Regions from separate parts of the Mus musculus genome. Here region 1 is linked to region 2. The links are chromatin loops, found by intact Hi-C in ENCODE. Cell type or tissue: left cerebral cortex. All regions are shown on one strand.

The links. A loop is a pair of places that touch in the nucleus more often than their neighbours do. Peaks named below come from ENCODE experiments on the same cell type or tissue, not always from the same donor. Only the 100,000 strongest peaks of a DNase experiment are listed, where the experiment ranks them.
Region 1: a loop joins it to region 2, with 2.1 times the contacts of the local background. A loop is called at or near these places in 4 of 42 quality-filtered maps.

What each region holds. Positions count from the first base shown.
Region 1 is chr8:71,705,826-71,713,825 of GRCm38, forward strand. It overlaps Fcho1 (FCH domain only 1), which reads right to left. Exons shown (of 28, transcript NM_028715.3): 15 at 7,590-7,768; 16 at 7,476-7,500; 17 at 7,075-7,126; 18 at 6,645-6,739; 19 at 6,226-6,468; 20 at 5,568-5,674; 21 at 5,380-5,467; 22 at 5,173-5,281; 23 at 4,514-4,669; 24 at 4,169-4,301; 25 at 3,750-3,949; 26 at 3,505-3,560; 27 at 3,101-3,265; 28 at 2,562-3,006. The coding sequence ends at 2,984. Among named protein-coding and RNA genes, the nearest start is that of B3gnt3, 8.0 kb to the left of the region's middle. In left cerebral cortex, CTCF peaks have their summits at 2,245 (motif pointing right) and 4,075 (motif pointing right); DNase peaks (open chromatin) are centred at 2,244, 3,501, 4,087, 5,951 and 1 more place; H3K27ac peaks cover 4,216 bases.
Region 2 is chr8:71,981,403-71,989,402 of GRCm38, forward strand. It overlaps Cyp4f18 (cytochrome P450, family 4, subfamily f, polypeptide 18), which reads right to left. Exons shown (of 13, transcript NM_024444.2): 12 at 7,658-7,740; 13 at 7,080-7,335. The coding sequence ends at 7,158. Among named protein-coding and RNA genes, the nearest start is that of Gm51535, 19 kb to the right of the region's middle. In left cerebral cortex, CTCF peaks have their summits at 3,360 and 6,890 (motif pointing left); DNase peaks (open chromatin) are centred at 3,320 and 7,198; H3K4me3 peaks cover 1,011 bases; H3K27ac peaks cover 696 bases.

The DNA.
Region 1 (8,000 bases), 280 kb before region 2:
CTTCTCCTTCTCCTCCTTCTCCTTCTCCTCCTCCTTCTTTCTTTAATGATTTGTTTATTTATTATATGTAAGTACACTGTAGCTGTCTTCAGACACACCAGAAGAGGGTATCAGGTCTCATTAAGGGTGGTTGTGAGCCACCATGTGGTTGCTGGGATTTGAACTCAGGACCTTTGGAAGAGCAGTCAGTGCTCTTACCTGCTGAGCCATCTCGCCAGCCCCGCTGGTCTCTTCTTCTTCTTTTTTTTTTTAAAGATTTATTTATTTATTATATGTAAGTACACTGTAGCTGTCTTCAGACACTCCAGAAGAGGGTGTCAGATTTTGTTATAGATGGTTGTGAGCCACCATGTGGTTGCTGGGATTTGAACTCCGGACCTTCGGAACAGCAGTCGGGTGCTCTTACCCACTGAGCCATCTCACCAGCCCCCGCTGGTCTCTTCTTAATCACCACTAATTTCTTAGCTTCAGCTAACCAGCATCAATAGTACCAGTAGTCTCCCTCTCTTGACTATAAAGCCAGAGCTGAAGTTTCCAAGTTCTGCTGCTTGTAGGAGCTTTAACTAACATGGCTTCCTTGTTCTATTACATTATCACTAGCTTCCTCTTTTCCAACTCCTTCACTGCCTAAGCTTGGCTGTCCTGGATCTTGCTCTGGACATTGAACTTGAACTCAGAAATCTGCATGGTTGTGTCCTGGGATTAAAGGTGTGTACCACCATGCCTGGATTTAAGCTTTTCTTCACCTAGAACTTGCTCTGTTTCAGGCTGGCCTTGAAGTCAGAGATCTGCTTGTTTTTATCTCCTGGGATAACACACACACACACACACACACACACACACACACACACACACACACACACACACACAATGGTCTCTAGGCCACACATTCAAATTCTCCACTGAAACCTCTTGGGCCAGGTCTGCACAATTCAAATCACTCTCAGTAACAAAGTCTTCCATATTCCTACTAGGATATCCCACTAAGCCCTATTTAAAGCATTTTCCACTGCTTTCCAGATCTAAAGGTCCCAAATCCATATTTTTCCAAACAAAAGCATGGTCAGGCCTATCACAGCAATACCCTAGTCCCTGGTACCAACTTCTGTCTTAGTTAGGGTTTTATTGCTTTGAACAGACACCATGGCCAAGGCAACTCTTATAAGACAACATTTAATTGTGGCTGGCTTACAGGTTCAGAGGTTTAGTCCATTATCATTAAGTTGGGAACATGGCAGCATGGTGCAGGCTGAGCTAAGAGTTCTACATCTTCATCTGACGGCTGCTAGCAGATACTGGCTTCCAGGTAGCTAGGATGGGGGTCTTAAATCCCATACTCACAGTGACACAACTACTCCACAACTGCTTCCAATAGTGCCACTCTCTGGACCAAGCACATACAAACCATCACAGCTGGGAAACACGTGCAAACCTGTGCTGCAGGCTGCTGATGGTGACCCCCAGGCATGGGGTGGGGGGGAATGCTGATGGTGACCTACCACGTAGTGTCTGTAGGGCCATCAACAGGGTCCAGCCACCAATCTACAAACACAGATGAGAAGGGTGGAAAGACAGGTCTGGTGGTACCTGCTGGGATCCCCCTGCTGAGACCCCACTTTCCAGAGACTGAGGAGGGGACCTTACAAATGGGAAGTTGAGGCATGGAACAATATATGAGATAGTCCAGGGCAACTCAGACCCCATCTTAGCAGAGGAAGATGGGAAGGCCAGAGAACAAGAGGGTTTCAAGGCATAGCCTTCCTTTTTCTTATTTATAACACTAGGCAGTGTTCCACCTGAGCCTCCCGACCCTCACAGGGTGGCGGGGGGGATTCTGGGTAGGAGTAGTCCTCCTTCCACTCCACCCCTCCCCGCCCCTGCCCCTCAGCTACACTCCCAGCTTCTAGGTTATGGATCTGCAGTCCAGTCTTGGTCAGGGATCTTCAGAGCCGTAAGGTTGAACCGAGGTCCCTGAGGTCCTTTGAGGTTCATGACCTGCTGGTTCTCCAGTAGAAGCTAGGAAGCTGGAGTACTGACGTGGATCACACCCAGTCTTCTCGTGCATATGTCAAGTGCTCGGCCTCCCCACAGAACCTTGACCAGCCAGTCGCAGATAAACCCGAGTTGCACTCACATCCTTCTGGTTACTATGGCTCGCAAGAAATGTTTTGTTTGTTAAAACTAGTTCTACTTTCATTCATGTATCTTCTTCCTACATCCACATGAGTGCAGTGCCCTTGGAGGCCAAAAGAGGGCGCAAGGTCCCTTGACTCTGAGTGCTGGGAGGACAATCAGGTCCGGCCTTTCAGCTGCTGAGCCTAGACTATCAGGAACTTTATCCTGCTTCCCACCCTGTCTGTCCCTGAGTTGACTGCTGGCTTCCTCACCAAGCCCAGCTCTCCCTCAGGTGCCCGTCCTTCTCTAGTTTATACACTCCTATGTATACTTCAGAACCCTCTAGGTAGCAGTTTACTTCTACCCCTTTGGAGGGCTCAAATATAAGATATCCTGCATATCAGATATTTACATTATGATTGACAACAGCGGCAAAAATCACAGCTATGAAGTAGAAATGAAATAATTTTATGGTTGGGGGGTCACCACAACATGAGTAAGTATATTAAAGGGTCTCAGCATTAGGAGGGTGGAGAAGCAGTGTTCTAGGGGTTCATCTACTTCTCCCTCCCTGTAGCCTAGCTGTGTGTCAGCAGGAATAGGCAGCTCACACAGCCCTGGAGATGAACCGCACAGTAGGTATCAGCTCCTCCTTCCCCCCTCCCCATCCTTCCCGGTCTGAACCGGAAAGAGGATTCCTCTTTATTTTGTTAGAAAACTGTTTATTTAAAGAATACTAAAGGCCAGGGCCTGCTTGTGGACGGAGGAGTTGGCTGAGCCAGGCTGAAATGGGTGTTCCTGTCCACGGAGTCCAGCCTGGGGGAGCCGGCAGAGGCAGGAGAGCAGGCAGTCCCCAGCACTAGGAACCTCAGCAGCTGACGAGGTACATCCCTGTGGGGATAAAACAGCGTGGGGGCTTGCGTGAGCTCCCCCTCCCGACTACCCACCCCACCCTGCTTCTCCAGCCCCAAAGGGCAGCAACTACCTGTAGCGAATCTCCGCTTCACCAGGGACATGCGGTAGCCACCACCTAGCAGCTCCAGGTCCAGGCCAGACAGCGTGGCGCCCTCACTGGTGAATTGTGCGGCCACGGGGCTGGGAGTGCTGGGCCCCGACTGCGGCTGCCAACTGGCTGACAGGTGGCCTGAGCCTACGGGGTGAGGGGTCAGCCTCGACTAAATCAGACCTCGCATACCCCTTGCCTAGACCACGGGTCCAGGATGTGCTCCTGTCACAGGCTCTTTGTCACAGGCTCAGGATACAGGTGGTCCTGTATCCTGAGAACCCTCCTCTAGAATTCGTCAGTTCCCACGAACTATGTCCAGTTTTAACAATCTGCCCACCCGCGATTTCTCCCACGCAGCAGCCCTCATCAGAGCTGTGACTCACCCCCTGCCTCACACACATCTGGAAGCTTCCACGTGAACCTCTTTTCCTCTGTGTTCCTGGTGGCAAGGAATCTGGGTCAGACTCGACAGAGAGGTCTCTGGCAGTCAGTTAACTGTGTAGCCTTTGCAAACCCATGCCCAGCCAAGCCTCAGTCTCCCCACCCGTGCAGGGGTGTGTCGTGGCACAGCTATCCCAGGGCTCTTGTTGGCTGGCTTGTATGTTCCCAGCTGGGCAGGGTGGCTTACCAGGTGGCCGCAGGCTGCAGCCGCACACTGGTCACCGGCTCCCCCACGGGCAGGAGGATCTGGACATTAGTGAGTGGCGTGGACACAGCAGTGGCGCCCGCACGGTAGCTGTACTCCACCGAGACCCGCGTGAGTGTGGGCCCGCACTGCCAGTGGGCGCTCATTTGCAGGGGCACTGACTCAGGTCCAGGGCGGGAGAACTTAGGAACGAAAAGACAGAGGTGGCTGGGCGACATAGCCACGGCCGGTCACAAGGGCTATGCTGCCCCCAGCCTAGTCCAAGCAATGTGCAACCACCAGTATCATACGCAGTACCGCGAGTGGCCAGCAGAGAGCAGGAGAGCTCAGAGGACACAGCACTATCTATTATTTGCATTATTTATGTAACCCGCCCTCGCCCCGCCCCCGCGCAGCCCCACCTGGTACCGCAATAGCACCAGGTTGTAGTAGGAGGCGGTGGGGTTCTGCTCAGCCTGGTGCTGTAGGGCCTCCGTCAGCGCCGCCATATTCAGCCAGAAGTCTTTGGTCTCCGGGTCACTCTGGGAGGGGTCACTGTAGAGACAGGGACAGAATATCCTCACCCCTCGGGAGACGCTCTCCCATTCCAGACTGGGCTGCTGTGGGTGCAGTAGTAGGTCCAGAGAGGAACAGCCACTTGCCCCATGCCACACAGCAACTAGCAGGGGGCGCTATAGGCATTTAAGGCCCTGGGCCCCTGGCTCCACTGACATCTGGGACCCTCTCCCACGGCCCATGCAAGGCACCTGAAGATCAGGTCAGCGTTGGGCTGGAAGTGTTCTACAGGGGCCGTGTTCACCAGCCGGAAGCTGAGGACAGGTGGTGGTGGGGTGCCACTGAACACACGCACAATGCCCGCAGGGAAGGTCATGGTTAACTCCCCGGTGACTCGAGCCAGGCAACTAGGAAACCAGGGACAGTATGGGATCAGGGCTCCGCTTGGCACTGGACCCTCCTGGTTATACTTGCAGCCAAAGCTCCTGTGGGGCTCTGATTATTCTCAGCATTGTCTCCCCAACTTCTTACTCTTCCTTCCCTGCCTGGCAAGATGAATTTCTCCAACCCAGCCTACATTTAAGTACTAATGAAAGTACCATCCCTAGATCCTCTTCTCCTGGGCCACTAGGAGTCCCAACCTAGAATCAACTGGGTGTTCTGAGCATCCCTAGGTTGGGTGTAGAGTCTAACACTCTACTCTTCTTTGTGGCTTAATGCTAATGTCTCCTCTTGCATATGGCAACCCCAGGGAGGGCAAGCCAGCTTCAGAGCCCCCAGTTCACCCTTGACCTGTTTCTACTACAAGTCCCTTTGGCTCAGTGCCCATGGACTCCTTAGAATGGCCTCAGGATTGCTAGCCTCACACAAAAGCCCTCTGGTTGACCCCACACTTGCCATCACTGCCTACCTGGGGCTGTGGCCACGGAAATAGGCATGGACATACTCAGTGAAGGCTGTGGCCACGGGCAGGGCGTCCTGAGATCCCAGGACCACTGGGCTGGGGCCACGGGAGATGCCTGTGGGAAGGTTAGGGTCAGAAGCAGGGCAGGCCTCACCCACTCAGACACCATCCCAGACAGAGAAGGGGCCCGAGGCTCCAAGGTTCCCCACAAACCATGTCCCATCTGGGTGGAGAAGCTAGGCCGATCGGGGGGGATGGTGGGGGCAGAGGATCCCAGTGGGGATGGGCTGAGCGACCGGCACTGGAAGACAAGAGAGAATGGGGCTGTGAGCTACCCAAAGCTGTCTGCAGGGGCAGCTTCTGGCCTCTTCCCAACCTGGAGTCATCAGCCTATCACCCACCAGGTCCCCATTGCTCCTGGTGAGTGGGCAGGACACTTTCCTGGACCGTGGTCTTCTCAGTGTGGCAGCTAGGCCCTCCCTGGTGGGGTCAGCCGGCGTCAGTGAATCTAGAGGAAGGACACGGCTGGACTGAGACTCCCAGGAGTTGAGAGTATTAACCCTCAAGAAGAGACAATGTTTCAAGGGTTTCTGGCTAATACCCTAGGCCCCAGATGTGCTCAGATGGGTAAGGGAGGGTGCTGTTACTGGGTCTGTACCAGGAAGGACTGATGGGTTAGGAGGTGGGTAAGCCACAGATCTGGTGATTCAGTAGCCTACATCTTCAGAGTGACAGAGTCCCCCACATCAGCTGTGCCTCTGTCGGTAACTCTGATGTCCCACCCCCTTAGCTCTGTCAGGAACCAGATTCTTTCCCTTGCATGCCAGCTAGCTGCCTGAGTTGGCTTCCTGCTTCAATGACATCTCCATCCATTGGTGGCCACAGGATCCACCCGCACTTTCTCCAGCACAGGTGTTTAAGCTCACCCCCTCCTCATGGGGACCAACTTAACATCCCCCTCCTGCCTCAGGGCCTTTGCTTGGTCATCAGATGGTACCCCCTATGAAGGCCTCCATCTGTGCCCAGCTTGCCTGGGACACCTGCTGGGTTCCAGCTTACCTGCACCTCCCTCAGGCCCCCAGGGACCTGGTGAGGGTGCACGGGGCATTAGGCCCCTGGGCTCAGGGTGCTGTGCCCTGCAGGTGGGTGGGCTCTGCGGGGTGCCTGGCCGGGGGACCCAGGACTCAGGTGACGGACCAGGGGCAGCATGTGACGGAGAATCCAGGCCCGAGTCCTCCACATTCTCCGGAGATGAGGATGAGAAAGGAGACGGGCTGGATGTGAAGCCCAGGCTGCTGGAGCCTAGGAAGGAGGGCACAGTCAGAGGTCACCGTAGTCCATGCCTAGTTGTCACCGCCAATGTCCGCAGACCCTCCACTCTGTCCCTGCCCCCTAGTCGAGCCTCCATGACTCCCATTCCAACCAAATCCCCACCCAATATGGCCTTCTGCCCCTCCTGCTGTGCACACCCCCTCTACCTGTGAAGTCATCGTGGTCGAAGGCGGACTCCAGCGGCGGCCCAAAGAGGCTCTTGGATAGTGGCTCCTCCGAGGCCAGGGGCTTCTCTGCGCAACTGGGAACAGCGACAGGAGCGAGTTCGAGCTTGCTACCTTCCCACAGGCTGTTCCTGTTCCCAGCGCGTGACTTCACCCGCAAATCCTAGGCCTTTCGGGTTTAGTAGTTACATCTTCCCCCAGGACCCTGCCTATGCAGCATGGCCACATCCCACTCATCCGCGCATCCAGAATTTTGACCCTTGTCTACAGGCTTCCCAGAGCCAGCACAGCACAAGTACACAGCTGGCACTTAATAAGTGTCCAATAGCTGGACCTTAGGCCAGGGTGAGGGAGCTAGAGGCAAGGACTTGGGGCCCATCTGCCTGCTCCATCATGTCCCGGTGAGACCCACCTGCCAGTGCGTGGGGCCGAACGAGGTCTCTGTGGCTTCCCAGAAGTGTCCCCTAGGATGGACAAAGCCTTGAGTTTCTGTCCCACTAGGACCATAGCTGGCATTTGTCAGCCACAGGCCCAAGGTCAGCAGAGGGACTGAGCTGGCGGTAGCTCCGTGCATCTGTGTGGCCCAGGCTAGCTGAAAAATCCTGCCTCTGCCCCTGCCCCTGCCCCTGCTCCTGAGTCCCGCTTGGCTCTAGGTCTGGCCCTGCTGCCAGTCCAGTTCCCGTTGTGTAATGATGCTGCTTTGTAGAAAAGGCGAGCAGCTCAGCAGCCATCTCCAACTAACTCTAACTCACAGCCATTCAAGGAATTACTCAGTTCCCTCCAAGGCACTTCCAAACCCAGCCAGCTACTCACGTGATGAATGACGTTTCATGGTGCCCTGCGGAACAAAATCAAGAATCAAGCAACACTAGGCGCAGCTGCATCCAGTTGTACCCCCGTGCCCACACGTTAACAACCCCACCTCACCCCTGGGCCTGGAGGGAGGATGAGGCTGCCAGCCGTGGCCCTGAGCTGGGCAGCTGCAGCCTCAGAGCTGCAGGCCACGGCGCGGGTGGGGGCGGGCTTGATGTGAACATAGAACTTTCTAGGCTCCTCATCGTCAAAATCAGAGTCACTAGAGGAGAAGCGTGGGGGCTCAGCCCCATGTGGGTTGCTGTCAAGGAACCAACCCTGAATCTGACCACATTCCTCCCACCCAGAGGTCCTGTACAGTATGCCCAACCACTAAACCACAACACTGGTGCCCTTCCTCCAGGATGCTGCCCTGGATTTTCCCCCAGAAAAGTCCATCTGTCTTGCCTGTCTGTCTTTATTTTGAAATAGAATCTCTCTACATAGCCCTGGTTGGCCTGGAACTCACAGACTGGGATCACATTC
Region 2 (8,000 bases):
TCAGAAAAACAAACTAACAAAACCTGCTGCCTGGGACCAGTGAGATCGAAGTGATTGCAGCATGTTGCTCAAGTCTGAGGACCTGCATTCTTTTTTTTTTTTTTTTTTTTAATCTTTTAGGCACTTTTTATTTTCAAAAAAAAAATTGTCGTTAATATATAAACATCTCATTCCCTCAAAAAATTCTCCAGCTAGACAGCTGCATGCTCTGATATTTGCATAGGAAATTACCACAGTAAAAAAATAAGGGAGGAGGCAGCAGAACAGCAGCCGAGTTTCTGATGATGGTATGTCTGCATGGAAACATCCGGGAGCCTTGCAAAACTATCTACACCGTTTGTTGCCTAGTTACACATGGAGAAGCAACTTTTCTAAAAAACAAAACTATAATTTATCAAGTTACAAAAATTGTTTTCTTTAAAAAAAACTTACTAAATTACCACAAGATAAATAATGATACAATATTTCAAACATAATTAGATTTTTAATTAAGTTTGCTTTTGGCATTTTGCTTGTGATTTGCCCTTTGGTTAACAGCATTCATGTCACATGCCTAGCCATATTGCTTATTGGTAAGCTTCCAACACATCACTGATATCAAAGGCAGACAACAAGTCAGTTTTAACAGGTTAACTACATGGCACTAATTTCAATAAAATTACTATGTCTTACTGGATATTTCATGCAAAAATCCGTATAAATTGTCACTTAACCAACAGCACTGCATGGGCAAACGTCCTAGTCTTGAGAGAAACTGCACCGGAAATTCAATGCTTCCATGAGTGAAAACAGAGTCTTAAGTTCAACAAGGAACACAGCCACAACGGGAGAACCTGCATTCAATTCCTCAGCCGCAGTGGAAGGAAAGAATTGACTCCTGAAAGTTTCCCTCTAATTATCACATTCAATATGTGGCACTTGGACACTGTACACATGCACACACGCACACACAAACCCCATAGCTGCAGCAACTTGACAAAAAGGCCCTATTGCTGAAATTAACACCTATTTAACTCATTGAAAATGAAGTAACCTGGTGCCTACCTAGAGCCTTCACCCCTACTGGCTAGTGTTCTTGGTACCAGAAGGTACTCTGTAGCTACCAAGGGAGACACATAAACACCAAGTCAGCTGCAAACCCTTTGATCTACAGTGCTGTCCTGCCTGCAAGATATGCTAGGGAAATGGTGGCCAAAAGTTTGTGGCAATAACCAACCAATATCAAATTTGATTTAAGGCCGACCTCATAAGATTGAACCCATACCCAACATTGCTTGAGTGACCAACAGCCAAACAGCCCAGGCACTTAAGGCACCTGCTGAAGAGGAGACAGGAAGAGTATAAGAACCAGAGGGAATGGAGAACAGGAACGACATGGAGTCCTCTAAGCATGGCAGGTCTGATTGACGTATGGACTCACAGCCTGCAGGACTCTGCACCAGAAGGGGTCCTAGAGCTGAGAGGAGAAGTGTACACATGCCCCCATCCCTAACCCAGAAGCTGTTCTCCAATTGATAGTCACTTGTAAGTGGAAACTTAGTTTTCTCCAAGGGCTTCTCACTAGGGAAACAAACTTCTCTTATGGATAGTCTGCATGCCCAGCAGTAGATGGCTAACAGAAAGCAAACTCAATGGCATCTTTAGAGGTTCCTTGTCTCATGAGGTCATGTCAGGGCTTTTTAAAATTGTATTTTATTGGTTTTATCTATCTATCTGTCTGTCTGTCTGCCTATTTATTTATTTATTTATTTATTTTCAGCCTACAGGTTTTGCAGGCTTCTGGTTTGGGGTTTTTACAGGATTCCTGAATGTGTGAGCGAGTGGATCTCTCGAGTCTATATCTGTTTCTCACACCTTTCTTGGGCTCTTTTCCTTCTGTCTGTTTGTTTTGTCCTATTCCAAAGTATTGGTTTTGTTTTATCTTCTTATATTTTATCTTATTATTATCCCTTAACAGCCCATTTATTTTCTTTCTTTCTTTCTTTCTTTCTTTCTTTCTTTCTTTCTTTCTTTTTTTTTTTTTTGTTTTTTTTTTTTTTTTTTTGGTTTTTCGAGACAGGGTTTCTCTGTATAGCCCTGGCTATCCTGGAAACTACACTTTGTAGACCAGGCTGGCCTCTAACTCAGAAATCTACCTGCCTCTGCCTCCCAGGTGCTGGGATTAAAGGCGTGCGCCACCACTGCCCGGCCTGGCCCATTTGTTTTCTAATGAGAGATAGAAATGGGTTGGATCCGAATGGGAGAGGAGGTAGGGAGAAACCAGTAGGAGCTGGGGTAGGAGAAACTGTAATCAGGATATATTGTATGAGAAAAATATATTTTCAATAAAAGAAAATGCCTACAGTAGGATGTTAGGAGATGTAAGCAAACTATTATTTGGGGGATGACTCAAAAATACAATTATTTTAATATATCTTATTTTTGTGAAATTTTAGTAATAGGCTTTTTGTTATTCTAGTCCTATATGACATATACTAATATATAATACCTTATTATGTATTTATAATACATAAATGTAAATGCAATTCCTTGGAGGTTTTCTGTTTTAGGTTGGGAATAACTGACACAGAGACCTGTTTTGTTTTGTTTTAAAGGTTTATTTATTTATTTTATATATATGATTACACTGTAGCTGTACAGGTGGTTATGAGCCATCATGTGGTTGCTGGGAATTGAATTTAGGACCTCTGCTCGCACCGATTGACCCTCTGGCCTAAAGATTTTATTTATTATTATACATAAGTACACTGTAGCTGTCTTCAGACACACCAGAAGAGGGCGTCAGATCTCATTACTGATGGTTGTGAGCCACCATGTGGTTGCTGGAATTTGAACTCAGGACCTTCGGAAGAGCCGTCGGTGCTCTTAACCACTGAGCTATCTCTCTAGCCCATTTTGTTTTGTTTTACTTACTCACTTTACAATCCACTCACTGCCCGCCTCCTGGTCAGTCTTCCCACAATACATCTCTCCTCCCCTTCTCCTCTGAGAGAAGTGTATTCCTCCACTCTGGCACACCAAGTCTCTGTAGGGCTAGGTGCTTCCTCTCCCACTGAGGCCAAACAAGGCAGCCTAGCTAGAAAAACATGTCCCACATACAGGCAACAGCTTTTGAGATAGCCCCTGTTCCAGTTCTTTGGGAACCATGTGAAGACCAAGCTGCACACCTGTTACACATGTGTAGGTATACTGAGGGCTAGCCCGTGTATGTTCTTTGGTTGGTGGTTCAGTCTCTGAGAGCTCCAAGGGTCCAGGTTATTTGAATCTGCTAGTCTTCCTGTGGAATTCCTAACCCCTTAAGAGCCTGAAATCCTTCCTCCTAATAAGAGTCCCCAAGCTCCATCTACTGTTTGGCTATGGTATTTTTATTAACAAGCTGGAGACCTAAGCTGGGCAGGTTCTGAACTACTGTAATCCTCTAAGCTATTTATGTCCCAGCCGCAGGCCCCATGGTACTTGCAGTTTGAGTCTCCCCCTGGCTTCCTATGCTCCATGTGTATCCTCATGGTGAATGCCTTGGCGACCTGTTCATCACAACTCCTCCTGGATTCTCTGCCTCATGGCCACCTCGCCCTTCTCCCTCCTGCTCTACCTCCTCTCCTCTGGTCTCTCTGGGACCCCTCCCCACTAGAATCAGAAGTCCCTCCCTATTCTCTTCTGACCAGTAACTGGCTGATCAGCTCTTTACTGACCAATCAGAAGGCAATGGAAAAGAATGTTCATGAAACACTGAGGCAGGTGATGCTTCATAAAAATAACGTTACCAAAATCTGGATGGTAGTCAATCAACTCTTTGCAGCTATAGATTTCAGCATTTGAATAAAGCAAAGACAGCATTTACACAGTGCACAAAAAGATTATCCCTACACATAAATATATGAGAATGCATATAAAAATATTTTATATTACAAAATACCAAGCAGTTAAATTACTATCTCCCAAATGAAATAAAATGAATAATAATTGTATAAAATACTAATAGCAATAAATTGACTTACAAACTGTGTGCTATATGCAGAGCCACCAAGGTAGCTGAGTCAGCAAGCACAAATGCTAGATCCTGCCTTTGAGGTTATTAAGTGCAGAGTCAGGCTTATGATGGCCACCTAAGCTTCCCAAGAGTGGAAGCAACAACAGCTCTGTTTGTTGAGCGCTTACTATGTACCAGGCACAGCTCCAAATGCTTACTCATCAAGATTGTGTTCTATTACCCCCTGTTATGTGATTAGGAACCTGAAGAACAGAGAGGGGGATTAACCTTCCCCAGTCACACAGCAGAGTTTATGCTTGCAGCCAGCATCTTCCAGGTCCCTGGCTCTTCAGAGGTGATATTTTTCTTCCCAGTAGTCTAGTTTTAAATCTCAGGAGTCAAATGGAATGACTCTGACCCCCCCCATTCTACCCCAAGATTGTCCTGGATGCTCTGTGTAGAGATGAAGACAGAGAATCCTGAAGCTAGGGGGGGTGGGGGGCACACCCTCATGACATTCATGAAGGCCCTGGGCATACAATGAGAGCTGTCAGCCATGCCTGGCCAGCATGTAACATCAGAGACCCAGGGAGGAAATGGGCAGGTCTCTGAGGGCAGAAGGAATCACAGATAGAACTGAGAGGAGCCAACAAAGGGACAGCAAGAGCTGGAAGGGGCCATCTGTCCTCTACAGTCTGGACTGGCCAAAGCCCTCTGTCCTGGGGGCAAATGAACCCCAGATGAGCCCTTGTGAGCTTTCCTGTCTAATGCAGAGGCTTTGACATGCCCTTTTCCTTGGTTATGTGCTGCGATGGCTATTCCTCATTGTCACCTTGACTACATCTGGAATGAACTACAATCAAGAAATGGAGGGCACACCTGTGATCCAGATCTCGAGGCTAGAAAACACAGACTTTTGATCTGAATCTTGAAGCCGTGAAAAGTTTAGGCCCAGGCAAGGTGGCACATGCTTTTAATCCCTGAAGACAAAGGCAAGCATATCTCTGAGTTCAAGGTCACCCTGGGACAGGGCAAATTCCAAGTAAAGAACAATTTAGGTCCAGGTATGGTGGTACACTCCTTTAATCTGGGCCTCACCTTCTGCTGGAAGTCTGCATAAGAACAATGGGGAAAAGTGAGGCTTCCTTTGAAGTGGAAACTTCTAGTTCTTTAGAAAGTCAGTTATGCCAAATGATGTTTTGCTGGGGCACACAGGTGAAAGGATGTTTGGCTATAGCAGTCACATGAAAGGACACTTGATGACGGAGTATAATTATGACCCCACAGACAGTGCGAGATGAGCACTGAGCTTTGATTCGGTTTGCTCTGCCTCACTGTTCTTTGCCAAAGACACACATGTTCACTTTACATAGCATTGTTGAGCTCAGCTTGTGGTGACACTGCCATTGAGAGAAACTCACCAAAGAACCGCTCCTGAGGTTCCTGTGGCAGCTTGGTGCTTCTGTGGCCTTACCTTAAGCCAGTTGGCAAGCCTGGCGATTTCTTTAGGATTAAACTACAGCTGCCTGGTGTCTGCTTGCTGAAAGGGCTGGACTGTAGCTGGTGGTTTGTGCCTGGTGTCTGCCTGCCGAGAGGACTGGTCTGCAGCTGCTGCTGGGTCATATTTGGTGTTTGCTACTGGACTGAACTGCTGCCCAAGAAGATTAAGCTTGCCCCCAAAGAACTATTGCTGAACAGGTCCACTTCCCCATATTCTAGTAACTTTTCTCTTTCACTCCCTATGCTGGGTGGTGGGCTAAAGGAGAGGTTAAACCCTTATTAAAAATAGGTTGCAAATATTTATGCCTGCGTTCCTTCTTTGCCTGCCTGCACTTACTTGCCAGCACATCTGTTGGAGTGTACTTCATGACTCCAGCTTATAGAGAAGACCAGCTGAAACACCTAGCCTTGTGGGACTGAGCAACAACTAGACTTCCCATTCACAGCTGCCCATTGTTAGGTTAGTTGGACTGTTGTGCCAGGGAAGGGTTGAACTCCCAAAACACAGACATAAGCCGATCACAGCAGGGTCTTTATTCTATTCGAGCTAGCTCAGGCCCCTCCAATGCACCATTGTCACTCAGGAAGGTTTTGGTGGTGGAGGAGCCTTGAATATCTATCGGGGCAAGGCTTAATAGTAAGCAGCAAGGGGGTGGAGTGTGCAAGCATCTAATTGGAAAGCTGCTGTAGCCTTTAACACAATTGGCTGGTGTTGGGAACTATATTATAAACCTAATTTCTGCTTCCCTCTGCATTGGTGATCATTGAGCAGGGAGTGGGCTTGTAACCTGGGGTTGTAGGTTTGTTGGGAGAATAACCTGGAGACGCTGGTCTTGTGGGGATCAGCCTAGAGACTGGAGCTAGGCTCGGGTTTTGTTGGTGGCAGCTTGGAAACTAATGCTAGGTACCAGCCTGTCAGTTGACCTGAGTTGAAACTTAGGTCAGGTTCTCTAAAATGGAGTCTAAACTTAAAAGATTTGGCCTCTCAGGACTACAGACTGTAAGTCATTCCAATAAATCCTCTTAATATATAGAGACATCCCATTGTTTTGTGGCTTTAGAGAATCCTGACTAATTCGCATGCCCAGTTGCTGTAATGCTACATCCTCAAAAGGTAAGGGACTGTGGCGATTTGAATGAGGATGACCCCTAAGCTCATGTCCTTGCTCTCACATTTGGTGGAAATGTTTGGGAAGGGTTAGTAGTCTAGCTATGGTGGCCATTCTTGGTTTTCATTTGACTACATCTGTAATTAACTAAAACCCAAGCTGTTTGGCACATCTCTAAGGCAATTTTCTTGATTAGAACATTTGAGGTGGGAAGAGCCACCTCTAATCTGAGCCACGCTTTCTTGTCTTTTTTTTTTTTTTTTTTTTTTTTAATTCAACCCAGAACCCAAACCTAGTAATGGCGCCACCTACAGTAAGGATTAGGACTGATCATTCCACTTCAGTTGATTTATCCAGATTATCGCTCACAGGTGTACCTTGCCTCCTGAATGACAATATTAATTTTCATGTCCCTTAAATCCCTCTACCACTCAAACACCTTTCATGGCTCCCTGTGGCTCACATGAGGCATGTAACCTGGATGTTTGGTGAGGCTCAGACAAGGTGACAAGAAAATTTTATTCCTGGAAAGGCACAGGTGGGTGGATGGATAGGAGAGTCCCACGCCAGCTCAGAGATCACTGCGCGCCTGCGCTGAGCGGCTCCACTTTCAGCCACAGCCCGCCTTCTGCGCGCAGGATCAGCTCCGGCTTCCTGCGGGGCTCCTTGTCATCCGGCAGAACGCGGAAGCGCAGCAGAGTCAGCGCCAGAGCTACTTTCATCTCGCTCATGGCGAAAGTCTGTCCTATGCAGTTCCTGCAGGAGGGCGGGGTGGGAACTCTGACTGTGCCCAAGACCCTACCCAGGACCAACACAGCACTAGAACCTGGCCCGAGTCTGAGGTTTCTGGGACCACGCAAGGACGTAGACATCCTCAGAGCCAAGCCTTGATCAATAGCCGAAAAGGCCAGGGCGGGATTCTGAGCACAGAGGACTCTTCACCTTCCCCTCCCTGGTTCCCAAACCTTTGCACAATTCTGTGCAGGGAGGTAGGGAGGAAACGCTAACCTCCAAAAAACCCCAACTCCCCCGTCCTCACAGTCAGCCCGAGGCCCCTGCCCCTCAGTCCTAGCCTCACCTGGGCCCAGCCGAGAAGGGAATAAAAGCCAGGGGTGACCTGCCCTTGACGTTGTCGGCATCAAAGCGGAAGGGGTCATAGACCTGCAGGGGACATGGAATCATGGCGGGTGAGAACCAATTGCCAGCGTAGCCAAGAGCAGAGTCCTCAGTGTGCATGGAAGGTCAGAGTTGATTTATCTACCTCCTGGGATGCAATGAGGAGTAGTCGTAAACCCTGGATTCCATCCCAGCACCAGCATAAAACTGATGGCTGCAAACCTGTCAGCAGCAGGAGGCAGGAGGATCAAGGGTTCTGGGTCAACTCCTGTGTAAGGACTTCCAGGCTAGCCTGGGATACCTGA